2 separate regions of the Homo sapiens genome follow, and region 1 is linked to region 2. The links are chromatin loops, found by intact Hi-C in ENCODE. Cell type or tissue: OCI-LY7. All regions are shown on one strand. Links, peaks and the distances in the headings refer to the core of each region. The heading gives the core; the rest is flanking DNA. Region 1 overlaps PSMD9 (proteasome 26S subunit, non-ATPase 9). Region 2 holds the start of RHOF (ras homolog family member F, filopodia associated).

Region 1 (8,320 bases), core at 3-8,002, 100 kb before region 2:
GAAACCCCGTCTCTACTAAAAAATACAAAAATTAGGCCGAGCGTGGTGGCTCAGGCCTGTAATCCCAGAACTTTGGGAAGTCAAGGTGGCCGGATCACGAGGTCAGGAGATGGAGACCATCCTGGCTAACACGGTGAAACCCCGTCTCTACTAAAAATACAAAAATTAGCCGGGCATGATGGCAGGCGCCTGTAGTCCCAGCTACTCGGGAGGCTGAGGCAGGAGATTGGCGTGAACCAGGGAGGCGGAGATTGCAGTGAGCCGAGATCGCGCCACTGCACTCTAGCCTGGGCAACAGAGCAAGACTCCGTCTCAAAAACAAAACAAAACAAAACAAAAACAAAAATTAGCTGGGCGTGGTGGCGGGTGCCTGTAATCCCAGCTACTTGGGAGGCTGAAGCAGGAGAATTACTTGAACCCAGGAGGTGGAGGTTGCAGTGAGCCGAGATCGCACCACTGCCCTCCAGCCTGGCGACAAAGCAAGAATTCGTCTCAAAAAAAAAAAAAAAAAGTGCTGCATAAGCCTAGTAATCCTGGAGACATTCAGTCCAGGAGAGGGAGTCCACAGGGAGGTGGCCAAAGGGCACCCCTGCTACAGGGCTCTTGCCAATTGGCTGGGTTTGGGAGGAAGACCCAATGCTACAAAATCTTTGATTTTTCCAGAAAAGCTGAAAATTGGGATCTTTGAAGTGAAATTCTCTGATTTTTCAGTACAGATAGCTAATTCAAAATGTTGTGAACCACCATGGCAATCTGCAGGCCACGCCAGCACAGCAGCTGGTATTTTGATACCTTGTGCCTGTCAGTGGGATTGCGGTACTACCTGACCTGCCTCCTCTGCCACTGTCACTTTGGAGCAAAGGCAAGACCCTCAGTCATGAAGGGATTCAAGTTCTCAACCCACAGGAGCAGATGTGGGAAAAGAACCCAGATCTGAACAAGTGGAGACATGCACTTGGGAGGCAGACTTACATAATACATGGTCACTTTCACTAGAAAAGCCCTCCCCCAGTGAGGTCCACAGCATCCCTAGACTCTGCAATGCCTGGCACAGGGAAGTGCTCAATACACAGCTGTTGGGGAATGGAACGAACGACTATTTACAACATATTACAATTCTAATCAAAATGTTGAAAGGGTTTTTTTCAGTACAAAATGTTTCTGCAGTGTATTTCAAAAAACAAATTTGCAATTATAACAAACGTACCATATTAACATAAGCTGTTAGCTGGGCGCGGTGGCTCATGCCTGTAATCCCAGCACTTTGCGAGGCCGAGGCGGGCAGATCACCTGAGGTCAGGAGTTCGAGACCAGCCTGGCCAACATGGTGAAATCCCGTCTCTACTAAAAAAATACTACTAAAAAATTAGGCCAGGCATGGTGGCTCACGCCTGTCGAGGCCGAGGCGGGCGGATCACCTGAGGTCAGGAGTTGGAGACCAGCCTGGCCAACATGGTGAAATCCCGTCTCTACTAAAAAAATACTACTAAAAAATTAGGCCAGGCATGGTGGCTCACGCCTGTCGAGGCCGAGGCGGGCGGATCACCTGAGGTCAGGAGTTCAAGACCAGCCTGGCCAACATGGTGAAACCCTGTCTCTACTAAAATATAAAAATTAGCCGGGCACGATGGCGGATGCCTGTAATCTCAGCTACTTGGGAGGCTGAGATGGGAGAATCACTTGAACCCGGGAGATGGTGAGTGCAGTGAGTGAGCCGAGATCATGCCACTGCACTCCAGCCTAGGTGGCTAAGCAAGATTCCATCTCAAAAAAAAAAAAAAAATTAGTCCGGTGTGATGGTGGGCACCTGTAATCCCAGCTACTTGGGAAGCTAAGGCTGGAGAATCACTTGAACCTGTGTGTATACACATGTGTATATATTTGGGAGGCCTCAGCCTCCCAAAGTGCTGGGATTACAGGCATGAGCCTCTGTGCCCAGCTTATGCAGCATTTTTCCTTCTAGAGGATTTCAGAGAAAAGTGAAATCTTGGTTACACCCAGCCTGAGTCATTCACTCATATGTGTATTTTGCATATATACACGCATGTGTATATTTTACATACACATGTATGTGTGTATATATTTACATGTATGTGTAGATATATACACATGTATGTGTATATATGCTGTTAACAACACGGGAGATTACATACAGAAGCCAAAGGACCTATGCATTATTTTCCAATTTTTTTTTCTTTTCTTTTTTTTTTTTTTTTTGAGACAGAGTTTCACTCTTGTTGCCCAGGCTGGAGTGCAATGGCACAATCTCGGCTCACGGCAACCTCCGCCTCCTGGGTTCAAGTGATTCTCCTGCCTCAACCTCCTGAGTAGCTGGGATTACAGGTTCGTGCCACCATGCCCAGCTAATTTTGTATTTTTAGTAGAGACAGGGTTTCTCCATGTTGGTCAGGCTGGTCTCGAACTCCCGACCTCAGGTGATCTGCCCACCTCGGCCTCCCAGTGTGCTGGGATTACAGGCGTGAGCCACCGCACCCAGCCATTATTTTCCAATTTTTATGTAAATCTATAACTGTTCTTTAAAAAGGGCTGTTTTGAGAATAGATTTTCTTTCTTTTTTTTGAGACAGAGTTTTGTTTGCTCTGTCGCCCAGGGTGGAGTGCAGTGGTGTAATCTCGGCTCTTTGCAACCTCTGCCTCCTGGGTTCAAGTGATTCTCCTGTCTCAGCCTCCCAAGTAGCTGGAATTACAGGCATGTGCCACCACATCCAGTTAATTTTTCTATTTTTAGTACAGACAGGATTTTGCCATGTTGGTCAGGCTAGACTCAAACTCCTGACCTCAGGTGATCTGCCCGCCTTGGCTTCCCAAAGTGCTGGGATTACAGGCATGAGCCACCGCACCCGGCCGAGAACAGATTTTTCAAAAAAAGACCAATAAGGAATTGCTCAAACAGATTTTTTTTTTTTTTTTGAGACGGTCTCTTGCTCTGTCACTCGGGAGGTGGAAGTTGCAGTGAGCCAAGATCGTGCCACTGCACTCCAACCTGGGTGACAGAGCGAGACTCCGTCTCAAAAAATAAATAAATAAATAAGATGTGATGCAGATGGAATCAAGATTCAAACAGATTAAAGAGGAGTTAGTAAGTGAAAAATGTGGAGGATAAATGCTAATAGGACTCTGTGGTGGAGACGGTTGCCTACCTATGGCTGAGTGGATAATGGCCCCCAACACATCCACATCCTAGCCCCTAGAAGCTGGGAATATGCCACCTTACATGGCAAAAGAGGCTCTGCAGATGTGATTAAGGACCTTAAGATTCGGACATGATCCTGGATTATCCAGGTGGGCCTGGTGTCATCACAGAGGTCTTTATAGGTGAAAGAGGGAGGCAGGAGAGTGAGAGAAAGAGATGTTATGACAGAATCAGAGGGAGGGAAATGCGACTGCTGGCTGTGTAGATGGACGAAGCCATGAGCCAAGGACGGTGGGCAGCCTTTGGAAACCAGAAAAGACCAGGAACAGGTTCTCCCCTAGATCCTCCAGAAGGAGCCAGCCCTGCCAACACCTTGATTTTAGTCCAGTGAGACCCATCTGGACTTCTTATCTCCAGCTACTAAGTCTGTGGTCATTTGTTATGGCAGAAACAGAAACAAATATACTATCCAATCTGTACTCTCTGCTAGCTCTTTAATTAAAAACAAATCACGTCATTTGTTATGGCAGAAACAGAAAACAAATATACTATCCAATCTGTACTCTCTGCTAGCTCTTTAATTAAAAACAATCAGCACCTTGGAAGGCCAAGGCAGGAGGACCACTTGAGTCCAGGAGTTCAAGACTCACCTGGGCCACTTAGTGAGACTCGTCTCTACTAAAAAAAATTAGCCAGGCACAGCGACACATGCCTATAGTCCCAGCTACTTGGGAGGCTGAGGCAGAAGGAGCACTTGGAGCCTGGGGGGTTGAGACTGCAGTGAGTCATGTTAGCACCACTGCACTCCAGCCTGGAAGACAGAGCAAGACCCTGACTCAAAAAAAAAAGAGAGAGAGAGAGAGAGAGAAAATGAAACCAGAAATATAGAACCTTAGAGTCTAGCCCATTCCCTTGGTTCTCAGTCCTTGGATGGGGACAAGACAATCCCATCAAGGCAGAAGAGAAGGCAGTAGATAATACAGATAGTTGGTTTTATTTGTATGCCTTTAACACCTTCCCACCACAAGGTGGGGAAAGTCTTCTAAGAGGGCCACTCACATATGATGTTGTGCCTGGCGGTGCGGACTTGGTACAGGTCCACGTCTGACCGGGGGTAGCCCTCACAGTCCACCAGCGGCTCGTTCATCCCAATGCCTTTTTGCTGGAGGAAAGAAACGTGGTTAAAAGGTGCTCATGGGTGTAATGTCCCCAGGATGTCTTTCCCCAGACCCTTCTCCTCTGAAGTCATAATAAAGGTGACAGTAATGAAAACTGCCACATACTGATCACTTACACCAGGGGCTCTACTCATGCCCTCACAACTACCCTGGGGTGGGCACTGTGTTTTTCATTTTTTATTTTTAACGACGCAAGTAATGCATGAATCCATTCTTTTTTGAAGTTAAAACAGTGCCGATAAAACCAAAGACTCCTTTGAGCATCATCCCCAAGGCCAGCCTCTTCCTCCACTCCTTCACACCCTCCTTCCCACAGGTGGCTGACACCTGGCTGCTGGCCCTGGAAGCTAGAGGGGAGTGAAAAGCCCAGACAGCACCCAGCTGTGGCAGGGCTTTGATTCTTCTGAAAATAAAAAGATCTGAAGAAGGAAACTGATAGCACCAGCTGCCTCCGGGGAGAAGAACTGGGTGGCTAGGTGACAGGGCAGGGAGAGAGACAGTCCATTTTATACCCCTCTGTAGGTTTTGAATTTTGCCTATGGGAATGTATTCTTTATTCAAAACAACACTTTTTTTTTTTTTAACATGAGTCAGAGGAGAGTACACAAAAGCAGTGAAACCAGTCACATGGTTCAGGGGAGGGGCTTTGCAATTGGTTAGACTTTAATTTGAATCTCAACTCTGCCATGTACAAGCTGGGCATCCTTAGCTGAGACCTTCTCCTCTCTAAGCCTCAGCTTCCTCAATTATAAAATGGGAATAGGAGCACTCGCCTCCCTCCCTACCTGCTGCAAGAACTAACGAGCTGACCTGCAGAGTACTTAGCACATGCCACGCGCATACACAGCATAGTGGGTTGAAGAGCGGCCCCCAAAAACAGATAACCACGAGCTAACCCCCAGAACCTGTAAATATGACTTTATTTGAAAAAGAGTCTTTGTAGATGTAATTATGTTAAGGATCTCGAGATAAGCTCATCTGGTGGCTGGTGTCCTCATAAAAGAAAGGCAGAGGTAGGTGTGGGACAGACACAGGAGGAAGGCCACATGAAGATGCAGGCAGAGGTTCAAGTGACACAGCTGTAGGCCAAGGACCGCCAGCAGTCACCAGAGGCCAGGAGAAAGGCTTGGGAGCTTCTCTCTCAGAGCCTGCAGAAGGAGCCAACCCTGCTGACACCTTGATTTCAGACTTCTGGCCTCCAGAGCTGGGACAAAGTAAATTCCTGTTTTAAGTCACCAACTCTGTGGTGTTAAGGTGGCCTCAGAAAACGACTACGCGCAGAAGTCATAAATAGTGGCTGTAAGGATTAGTCAGTCCAGGGACAAGCTGCCAGTGTACACAGGCACTGAGAAGAGGGATTCCATTCATTTTGCTCCCTTTCTCTCTGGAAGCCTCCGGGTTACACCCAAACCTACTGTCCACTGCGCAGGGAGATAGTTCTCCACACTCCCCTAACACAGGACTCGCCGTGACACTGCAGAAATGCGCCAGGGGCTAAAAACCTGTATCTGCTCCTGCCTTCCCACAGTGGTTAAGGGTTGACCAGCCTTTGAGAATCAATATCACATTGGATAATGCTTCTCAAAGGATGGGATCCATAACACTAGCAGCTCACACACACGGCATTAAATAACCCTGAATCAAAAATACATATTCCTCTCCCAATTCTCTACAATCCTGCAATTGTCAAGGCAAAAGTGTCCATTTGGTGCTGGTCTCTGCAACACCCCAGTTACTTGCTATCTCTAGTACCCTCTGTTTTTATAACAGTTTTATTGAGATATAATTCAGATACCATATAACTGACCCATGTAAAGTGTAAAAGGTAATGGCTTTTGTGTTTGTATTGGTTTGAGACAAGATCTTCTGTTGCCCAGGATCGGGTGCAGTGGTGTGTTCATAGCTCACTGCCGCCTTAAACTCCTGGGTTCAAGCGATCTGTCTCAGCCTCCTAAGTAGCTGGGACCACAGGCACATGTCATCACACCTGGCTAATTTTTAATTTTTAATTTTTTTTTTTTAAAGACAGAGTCTCGCTCTGTTGCCCAGGCTAGAGTACAGTGGCGAGATCTTGGCTCACTGCAAGCTCCGCCTCCTGGGTTCAGGCCCTTCTCCTGCCTCAGCCTCCCGAGTAGCTGGGACTACAGGCGTCTGCCACCACACCCGGCTAATTTTTTTGTATTTTTAGTAGAGACGGGGTTTCACCGTGTTAACCAGGATGGTCTCGATCTCCTGACCTCGTGATCTGCCAGCCTCGGCCTCCCAAAGTGCTGGGATTACAGGCATGAGCCACCATGCCCGGCCTTTAATTTTGAATTTTTTGTAAAGATAGGCTCTTACTGTGTTGCCCAGGCTAGTCTCAAACCCCTGGCCTCAAGTGATCCTCCTGCCTCAGACTCCCAAAGTCCTGGGATTACAGGCATGAGCCACCACGCCTGGCCATTGACCATTTGTATTGACCATATTTTCTTTGGAGAAATGTTTATTCAGATCCTTTCCCTGTCTTCTAATTGGCTGTCTTTTTATTATTGAGTTGTAAGAGCTCTTATTATAGTCTAGATACTATCCTCTTATCAGAGAAATGATATGCAAATATTTTCTCCCATTCTGGAGCTTATCTTTTCATTTTACTATGCCCTTTGAAACACAGTTTTAAAGTTGAAGTCCAACTTATCATTTTTTCTTTTGTAGCTTGTGTTTTTGGTGCCATATCTAAAAAGGCTTTGCCTAATCCAAGGTCATGAAGATTTACTCCTATGCTTTATTATACGAGATTTATAGTTTTAGCTGTCCACTTCTTTTTTTTTTTTTTTTTTTTTTTGAGATGGAATCTCTGTCACCCAGGCTGGAGTGTCGTGGTGCAGTCTTGGTTCACTGCAACCTCCGCCTCCCAGGTTCAAGTGATTCTCTTGCATCAGCCTCCCGGGTAGCTGGGATTATAGATGTGTACCACCACACCTGGCTAATTTTTGTATTTTTCGTTGAGACGGGGTTTCACCATGTTGGCCAGGCTGGTCTCGGACTCCTGACCTCAAGCGATCCACACACCTCGGCCTTCCAAAGTGCTGGGATTACAGACGTGAGCCACCATGCCCAGTCTTTTTTTTTTTTTTCTTTTTTCTTGAGACGGAGTCTCGCTCTGTCACCCAGGCTGAAGTGCAGTGGCGCAATCTTGGCTCACTGCAAGCTCCACATCCCGGGTTCAGGCCATTCTCCTGCCTCAGCCTCCAGAGTAGCTGGGACTACAGGCGCTGGCCACCACGTCCAGCTAATTTTTTGTATTTTTAGTAGAGACGGGGTTTCACTGTGTTAGCCAGGATGGTCTCGATCTCCTGACCTCGTGATCCGCCCGCCTCGGCCTCCCAAAGTGCTGGGATTAGAGGCATGAGCCACCGCACCCGGCCTTTTTTTTTTTTTTTTTTTTAAAGAGACAGCATCTCACTCTGTCACCCACAAGAGAGTGCAGTGGTGCAATTATAGCTCCCTGCAGCCTCAACATTCAGGGTTCAAGCAATCCTCCTGCCTCAGCCTCCCAAGTAGCTAGGACTACAGGCATGCACCACCACGCCCAACTAATTTTTAAAAAAATTTTTTGTAGGCCTGGCGCGGTGGCTCAAGCCTGTAATCCCAGCACTTTGGGAGGCCGAGGCGGGCGGATCACGAGGTCAGGAGATCGAGACCATCCTGGCCTCAGGTGATCCACCCACCTTGGCCTCCCAAAGTGCTGGGATTACAGGCGTGAGCCACCAGGCCCGGCCCAAACCCACTTTTTAAAAACAAATATAGAGCACGGTTTCAGGCTGAAAGCTTTCAGCAAGCAACAGCAGCTAGCCAGAAGCAACCAACATGCCGTATCAACATGCAAAGCATCTGACCTTATATTTAAGAGAAGAGATTATCATTTTCCATATGCAGCGGAGTTTTGAAATTTCCTTTTAAAATACATTTATGGGCAAGGCACTGTGGCTCATGCCTGTAACCCCAACACT
Region 2 (8,320 bases), core at 226-8,225:
CATGGTCCGGGGAGAAGTGACTCCCCAAGGTCACAAGGCCACCACCAATAGAGCCAGGATGGGGTTCCAGGTGGCTTGACTTGGCAGCCAGCGCCTGTGCCCATGGCACCCCCTCACCCCAGCTGTCTGGGTTATTTTGGGCTTCCTCCCGTGCCAGCTGTCTGCTGGCATCCCTGCCCGGGACTGTCTGGTTGGAAGTAACTGGCGTGGTGCTGTTGGCTCCTCCTGTGAGGGCCAGGGCTGGGTCTTCAATCCCCGATGAGCCGTGCTGGGTCCAGCTCCTTTGCTGGGAGGGAAGAGTGTTCCTGCCCAGACTCCCCGCTGCCCAAGTACAGCAAGAGGGCGAAAGCACCTGATAAAAATTGAGGTTCACATTGTTAATATCCCAAAAGCCTCCTCCTTCTATACTCCCTGAAACCTGTTTTAAATTTGGCTCTGCCATTGAACCCCGTTGCTCTCACGTTACCCTCTGCCGCCCGAGGGTGTGGCGCCTCCCTTTAGAGTCTTCGTTGCTCTCCGGGTGGGGTCTTTACTCCCCACCTGCTTTGGATAATTAAGTAATTGATGTACGTCTCCCTCCCAGCTGCACCCTGGAGGGCTCCAGCCAGTTTCTCCCCTCCCTGGATCCAATCAGTGAGCTGTTGGGTGCTCAGCTGTGGTCTGGATGTGGTTCTCGGCACGGTGTCGGGACCCACCTGGCTGGACTGTACCCCTCTCTCTCTGCTTTGGTCCCTCTTCTTTCTTTGTCCCCCCACCATCACCTCTTGGGGCAGGGAGGGTGAGGCAGTTTGTCCTCCTGCTGCTGTTCCTGCTGGTCCCTCGAGGGCGCCCCGCCCACCGGTCACCCAGCGAACGCGGGGCGGGGCCGCTGCTGGCGCTGGGCCCCAGGGCTTGCAGAGAGAGGGCCACGCCAGCGGAAGGGCCGGCCAGGAGGTGGCAGGACTTGCCTTACTACTGAGTCGCCGGCATCCCCGCCTCTTCCGGCCTCTCCGCCCGGAGCCCTAGCGTGGAACATGACCTTTCGGACCCTCTGGGTGGAGACACAGCCTCTGCCTGGGCTGTGCAGTGAGGTGGCACCACCATCTCAGGTCGTCTGGCCCAGTGCATCTGTAGCTGGCATGTGACTTCCAGCAAGCTCCTGCCCCTGAGCGCTGGGAGGAGCAGGTCCAGCAATAATTTTTTTTTTTTTTTTTTTGAGACAGAGTTTCGCTCTTGTTGCCCAGGCAATGGTGTGATCTGGGCTCACCGCAACCTCCGCCTCCAGGGTTCAAGCGATTCTCCTGCCTCAGCCTCCGAGTAGCTGGGATTACAGGCATGTGCCACCACGCCCGGATAATTTTGTATTTTTAGTAGAGACAGGGTTTCTCCATGTTGGTCAGGCTGGTCTCAAACTGACCTCAGGTGATCCGCCCACCTCGGCCTCCCAAAGTGCTGGGATTACAGGCATGAGCCACCGCGCCTGGCCGGACAATAATGTTTTGAGCTGTTGCTGAGTCTGGCTTTTGTGACGGGAACTTTTAGCACTCAAGGAGTGGCCTTGTCTCTGGCCTGTCCCCGAGTGCTCATGGGCAGCCAAGGCCTGGGGACTGCTCAGGCAGGGTAGATGTATTTGCCAGGCCAGCTCCCGTCCCTGGGACCTCAGGGAGTAGCTTCATCCCTGAAGGCTGAGTGTCTTCTGCCTCATGTGGGTGGCCCCTCTGCAGGGTTCTCAGGCATCCAGGGAAGTGGGTGCCACAGCGTTGCCTCCAGCCTCACTGGGGCTGGCTGGACTTTGCTCTGACAACACAGCAGTGGCTGGGCCCCTGCAACTCTCCAGGGCTCAGTTTCCCTGTTGGCCGCACTATGGCATAGGCCCCTGTGTGGACACCGATGAGCTGACCCCACAAATGCCACCCGGCCGCTCCCCCAGGCTTCAGTGGCCTAACAGCTGTTGTGTCAGGAACCAGCTTAAAGAATCTTTCTTGCTTTCTCAAACTCTCCAGGAATTCCTGGTGACTGGAAGGGGGAGTGACTCAGGCCCTCAACCTCTAGCAGGTAAGGGAGCTACCTCCTGGGTGGGCATGCCCAGTTCCTCAGTGGGCCCAGCGCGGCCCAGCCTCCGAGGAAGCTCTGAGCAGCTGGCTTGGCTCCGAGGTATTTTTAGCTACAGATCCAGCCCCCCTCCATCACCACAACAGTCGAGTCCAAATCAAACGCGCTCCAGGCAGGTGGGGCTGGGGTTCTGCCAGCCTCCTGGCCAGCAGGGGTGGGTGGGCAGACTGGGGCCAGTATCAGCTGTTCTGCCTGGACCCAGGCCGGGCTGGGAAGGCACACTTGTGCTTATTTCCCGCCTCCACTTCTGTGCAAGCTTGTGCTGTCATAAGCAGAGATCACAGCCCCATTTCTTGGATGGAGAAAGTGGACACTGAGGTCTGAGGCTTTTGAGGACAGTCAGGAGCCCTCCTATGGGCTCCAGTGATGCACTCACCAGCTTCTGGTCCTCTTCTTCCACCTCTTAGAGTGCCTTGGCTCCCTCCTGTCGTCCTGGGGAACCTCGGCCCCAGCCCTGCCTCCCCAGCCAGTCACAGCTCCTCCCTGGTCACCCTGAGGGAGCTCAGGGCCCGGCTGGTAGCTGGGTTGCTCTGCTTCTGTCCCCCACTCCTGTGGAGCCTGGCAGGCAACTCCATGATCTGACCCCGGTTACCTTGACAGCCCTGCCTGGCCTCCCCTCTCATGGCCCAGCCACCCCAGAACCTGAAGAGGTTTTCTAGCTGCCGTGCATTTGCCAGGCTGGGTTACCCACCCTACTTTCCCTGCCTGCCCTCCAGTGCTGCCAGGCCTAGTGTGCCAGCCAGCGCTCAGCCTTCAGTAAAGGGTTCCCCTGCTTCCAACCTCCATTGCACTGCTTCCCCTAAGACTGTGACCTCCTGGAAGGCTGGAGCACAACTGCCTCTCAATAAACGTGTTGCAAAAAAGGAATGGATGAGTTGCTGTGCATTTGTCTAGGGGGTGCTTGACCCAGGAGATTACCCTTTGCCCAGTGCCTGAAGAGGGCGTCCACTGAGAACCTGGGGTGCCTCCCCGGCCTCCCCTTCCCAGCTCTGCTGTGGTCTTGGGATTCTGTGGGCGGTCGCTGCTGCCCTCTGGTGGTCAGACCGTGCCTTGCTTGCACTGTGAGAACCTTGACCATGGAACTGCCAGGTTGGCGGTTTTCCTCCACGAAGTGAGGTTTACATGACCCTTGCCGAGACCTTGAAAACTGGGAGTCTTCGGGGTGGGGTCGCCAGCAAAAAGATCCTGAGTCCTGCCAGCCCCTATCTGAGGAAACTACGAAGGCCACTTGCCCCCAACCATGCTGCTGTTGGGGGTTTTGTTAGAAATGGGCTCTTCCTACCCCAGCTGGTAGGATCCCACTCTCGGCCATGCTCTCGTGCCTGTCTGCCGTGGACCGGCTCCAGGGGGGGGTCCCTCTGCCACCCTGTCGACTCATCTGGGTGGTGCAGAGGGCAGTCAGCCCGCCCAGGGTGAGGAGTAAGAGGAGGGGTGGGGGTTACGGGTAATTCAGCCAGCAGCCCTGATAGCACTGCCTACAGTAAGTGCTCAACAAATAAGCTGTTTTGATCAGGGGATGGGAGAGTTGGGGGGATTCCTGGGATGAAGGACATGTGGCTGCTGGCAAGGAAACGCATTTTCTTACATTTCTTGGTGGGTGTGGGGTTATCAGTCTCCAAAGCTCCAGGAGAGGGACCAAGTTGACTTCAACTAGAGCTACTCCAACCTGCCCCTCCCTGACGACGTCTTGCGTGGTTCACGCCTCTGGCTCCTGCCGGAAGGAGGCGGCCGCCCCTAGTGGTTTCGGGCCAACCTGCGCCCGGAGCGGCCGGCGCCGAGGCGATTGCCCGGCAGAGGGCGTCAGACGTCCACCCTGCAGCCCAGGGTCGGGGTGCGGGTAAGCGGAGCCCAGTCCCTCACCCCGAACCCGCGTGCACGCTGGCGTCCCTGGCCCAGGCGAGGTGGGCAGACATGACTCTCGCGTCAGCATCTTCCCTGGTGCCACCGCCGCTACCTCCTGTGGGGAAGCTGAGGCCAGAGGCGGACATGTGCCAAGCCACACCGCTGGGGCAGTGCAAAGTTGAGGGGCTCTTCCCGGAGCTGGAGGCCGGGGGCTTCTCGAACCCGGTGCGGAGGCACAGCCAGCCAATCCGGGAGACCCTGTCTGGCCGCGCCAGCCAATCAGAGGGTCCCTGCCGAAGGCGGAGCCTGCTAATCAGGGGCACCTGGAGTCGCTGGGCAGCCACGATCGGGTCTCGCCGGCGAGGGGCGCGACGTGACGCGCGGAGGGTGGCGGTGGGTTGGGGGTGGGAGCTTTGCTCGCAGCTGAGCCCCGTTTTTCCGGTGCTGCAGTATCCCTGGGACTGAGAGCTGAATACCCACACCCAGGGCTGAGACCTTAGCAGAAAGGAAACTGAGGCTGGGAGGTCGGCCGGGAGGCTGCCTGGCGGAGGCGGCGCTGCTCCGAGTGGGCGGGGCTGGTTCCGGCCCCGCCCCGCCCCCGACCTCTTGGCTCCGCTAGTGCCCGGCGCGCCGCCGCCAGTGCTGCGGGCTCCGGGCAATGGATGCCCCCGGGGCCCTGGCCCAGACCGCCGCCCCCGGTCCGGGCAGGAAGGAGCTGAAGATCGTGATCGTGGGCGACGGCGGCTGCGGCAAGACCTCGCTGCTCATGGTGTACAGCCAGGGCTCCTTCCCCGAGGTGAGGCCCGCAGCGGGGCTGGGGTGGGGGCGAGGGACGCCCCTTACCCTGAGCCCAGAGCCCCGACCCTCAGTCCCCAGCGTCCCGAGCACGGACAGGCGGCCGCCACCCCGGGGCGCCCCCTCGGGAATTCCAGAGCCCAGCGGGGTGAGGGGGGGCTGATCCGGGACGAGTGAGGGGGGTGGACAGTGGATTCAGCTGGAACTTTGGCCCCCGCCGGCCCCACTAAGGACCAACCCGACCCCCTCTCCCGCAGCACTACGCCCCATCGGTGTTCGAGAAGTACACGGCCAGCGTGACCGTTGGCAGCAAGGAGGTGACCCTGAACCTCTACGACACGGCCGGTGAGTGCGCCTGCGCGCCGGGGGGCCCGAGGGTCCGCCCGCCCGAAGGGTTTCCCCTCCCGGGCGTCCCCCACTGGGTGTCCCCGCCCTGCAGCCTTGGCAGGGCCTTGGCCGGCTCTTCACTCCTGGAGGCCGCTCAGGGGCGCTGGCTGCGGGGCCCTAGAGGCCAAGCCCTATACGTAAGTGGAAGGTGTTTGGAGGAGGAGGTGAACTCTGGGGCCACCCTCCCAGCTCTGTGCTGAGAGCCCACAGCTCGTTCCTCTCCTGTGGTTCTAGAAAGCAGTGGGCTGCTCTTGGGCCTCCCATGGTTCCAGGATTGCTGCGCTACCTGCTGTGGTCTCTGCAGACTCTGTGAGCTGCAGATTTGAGTCCCTTGGTGCTCGGATTGCCTGGGCTGTGTGTCTGGGTCCTGTGGTTCTGGGATGCTCCCGGCTGCAGATCAGCCTGTGGCTCCAGGGCTCTGTGGCCTGCGCTCTGCAGCCTGAGGCTCTGGGGTCCTGTGGATGCGAGTTCTGTGTCTGCAGCTCCCAGGATTCCACGGCTTGCAGTTGGTGGTTCTGGAATTGCGTGGCTACAATTACTTCTGTGCTTTCCTAGTTCCCTGGGACAAAACCAGACAGTGTAGAAAATGAACTGAGGAAGGAACAGAGCACTGGGGGCAGGGGCCCCACACCAGGCTCTGCCTGCCACCTGCAGGCCCCCACGGGTGGTTTACGGATTTATGTGCAATTGCTTGGGAGTCGGTGTTGTGAGGGGTGGGGACAGGAGAAACAGTCAGTGGGAGGACCCTGACTCCCATCTGGGCTTCATCAACATTGGGGACCAAAGGTTGAGATCCCCAGGTGGGGCCTCACCCCACCTCTGTGACTCAGTGTTTAGTGACCTGCAGGGAACCACGTCATCCGGTGGCCCTCTCCGGCCAGCCAAGCCTTGTGTGTGTGAGGTGAGGTCAGACACTGACCTAGGATGGAGCCAAAATCCAGACACCTCCACCCCCACCTAGACCTTGGAGAGGACCCGAAAAGGGGCTGTCCTAGCTCAGAGCCCCCCTCCATTCCGACTTCAGCAGGTCCTATCGTGGCCTCTGAGGAACCTGTCTTTGTGGGATGTGGGCCCTGTAGGGCCAACCCCAAAACAGCGCCTGTCTCTAGCCCCTGGTGAGCTGGGAGAGCTGAGGCATCAGAGGAATTCCCGGGGCGTGGCCCGGGGGTAGTAAAAGTCATGGTCTGGGACACCTTTACTCTCATGTTTCCTGTGCAGTAGCCAGGGAGGGGCAAGGTCATTGACCCACTTTTTGAGTCAAGTGCTGCTGGGTGGAGACATTCACAGCAACCCACTGCCCTGCAAGAGGTCAGGAGGTTTTTTCTTTCCTCCTCCTCTGCCATCAGGGCCTCCCCTATCAGGTCCCGGGGTTCACTGTTCAGGGCAGCCTCCACATCATAAGAACAGGGATGGCCTTTCTGGCCTTGCCCAGAGAGAGATGCTCAAGGAACATGTCAGAGTAGATTGAGTTGTGGAGATTCTGGAAAGCTGCAAGTTGCTGTAGGAAGAATTTGTGCTAAGAGCTGCTACCAGAGGGATGGAGGAGCATCCCCTGCTACAGTCACCAGAAGCAGGCGACCACTGGCACCATGGGGATCCCATCCATGGTCCCATCCTGTTCCTGCCATCCTCTTTGGAGTCAGATCTGGGCTTTGACCCCAGCTCTATTGGCTACGTATCATTGGGGATGTCTGGGCCTCAGTTTCCTGATCTGTCATGAGCACTAAGAGGGTCATGAGGATTAAATCAGATTAATATATGATGTCCACCAGCCTGCCCAACATGGTGAAACCCCATCTCTACTAAAAATCCAAAAATTAGCTGGGTGTGGTGGTGGGCACCTGTAATCCCAGCTACTCGGGAGGCTGAGGCAGGAGAATCGTTTGAACCCGGGAGGCAGAGGTTGCAGTGAGCCGAGATTGTGCCATTGCAGTCCAGCCTGGGTGACAGGGCGAGACTACATCTCCCAGCACTTTGGGAGGCTGAGGCAGGAGGATTGCTTGAAGCCAGGAGTTCAAGACCAGCCTGGGCAACATGATGAAACCCCGTCTCTACTAAAAGTATAAAAATTAGCCAGGCGTGTTGGCACATACCTATAGTCCCAGCTACTCGGAAGGCTGAGGCAGGAGAATTGCTTGAACCCAGGAGGCGGAAATTGCAGTGAGTCAAGATCACGCTACTGCACTCCAGCCTGGGCAACAGAGCGAGACCCTGTTTCAAAAAATAAAAATTAAAAAAAATTAAAAAGATCCTCCTACCATCCCTGCCCAGCCCTAGCTCAAGCCTGTGCTTTGGAATCTACGGTGCCATGCCCCAAGCTGACCCCCAGACCCTGCTGCAGCGGGGAGATCTATCTTCCCTGGCAAGTCTCTTCCAAGCAGCAGAGAAGCAGGGCTCAGGGGAGGTGGCTAGCCTCACAGTCTGACAGACCCCAAGGAGGGGCACCCAGGGAGAAGAGATCTGGCTGCTCCCTGTAGGGTATCCCCCCGTGACCAGGGAAGGCTTGCTCATAGGAGGAAATCCCCTGGTCAGTGAGTGCCACCAGGGAGAGCCCAGGTCCCAGTGCTTGTCATGGAGCAAGGCCTGGAAGGTGATGGAATGAATGGGTAGTGGATCCGAATGCCGGAGATGATTCATCTCGGCCTGCAGGTGGACGGCTCTCAGGAGAACAGGACAGAAAGCCATGGCCAGGCGGCCACGTAGAGAGAGGCAAAGGCCAAGAGGGTGAGGGAATGGCCAAGCCAGAAATGAGTCTAGTAAACGTAGTTGTAGAAAGTTCTAGAACCCAATGGGCCACACACAGTGGCGGAAGGGGCATCTTCCCGACTGGTGGCCACCAGAGCTGTGAGACAGGGGTGGCTCTCAGAGGCTGAATTTCTCCACACCCAGGACCAAACGCTGGTCCTGGGCAGGGGCCGGACGCTGCCCACAGGGGCCCTCGTGGAAGGCCCGTGTGGCTGTCTCCCTCCTGAGGAAGTAGTTACAGACACCACAGCGGAGGGAGGGCAGATCGGGTGACGGGGCTCGCAGGGCTCAGAAGGGAAGGGGCGGGGGCCATGGCACTCACTGCTCTGTCGGCCTCACCGGGGCCCTGACATCCTCTGAGGCAGGAAGCTGCGGTGAAGTCTGAAGTTTCCTGGGCCGGGGGAGGCGGGGTGAGGTGGGCTGTGAAGACACAGACGGGAGAGTGAGCTCATCAGGGCCA

Evidence for each region. A loop is a pair of places that touch in the nucleus more often than their neighbours do. Peaks named below come from ENCODE experiments on the same cell type or tissue, not always from the same donor. Only the 100,000 strongest peaks of a DNase experiment are listed, where the experiment ranks them.
Region 1: a loop joins it to region 2, with 8 times the contacts of the local background. A loop is called at or near these places in 81 of 110 quality-filtered maps.

Annotation. Positions count from the first base shown.
Region 1 is chr12:121,890,734-121,899,053 of GRCh38, reverse strand. PSMD9 (proteasome 26S subunit, non-ATPase 9) reads right to left here. Exons shown (of 6, transcript NM_002813.7): 2 at 4,213-4,315. Among named protein-coding and RNA genes, the nearest start is that of PSMD9, 6.1 kb to the right of the region's middle. In OCI-LY7, for the core only: CTCF peaks have their summits at 3,954 and 4,154; DNase peaks (open chromatin) are centred at 4,193 and 4,783; H3K4me3 peaks cover 1,511 bases; H3K27ac peaks cover 2,492 bases.
Region 2 is chr12:121,789,905-121,798,224 of GRCh38, reverse strand. RHOF (ras homolog family member F, filopodia associated) reads left to right here and starts at 4,537. Exons shown (of 5, transcript NM_019034.3): 1 at 4,537-4,729; 2 at 4,986-5,073. The coding sequence starts at 4,592. It overlaps LINC01089 (long intergenic non-protein coding RNA 1089), which reads left to right. Exons shown (of 4, transcript NR_152740.1): 4 at 1,983-2,958. It also overlaps a transcript of SETD1B not described here. RefSeq lists enhancers at 1-306, 2,543-2,712, 3,008-3,548, 4,093-4,142, 4,089-4,629 and 4 more and a silencer at 4,623-5,162. In OCI-LY7, for the core only: CTCF peaks have their summits at 3,083 (motif pointing left), 3,882 (motif pointing right), 5,563 and 5,769 (motif pointing left); DNase peaks (open chromatin) are centred at 3,124, 3,824, 4,204, 8,184 and 3 weaker places; H3K4me3 peaks cover 3,746 bases; H3K27ac peaks cover 4,747 bases.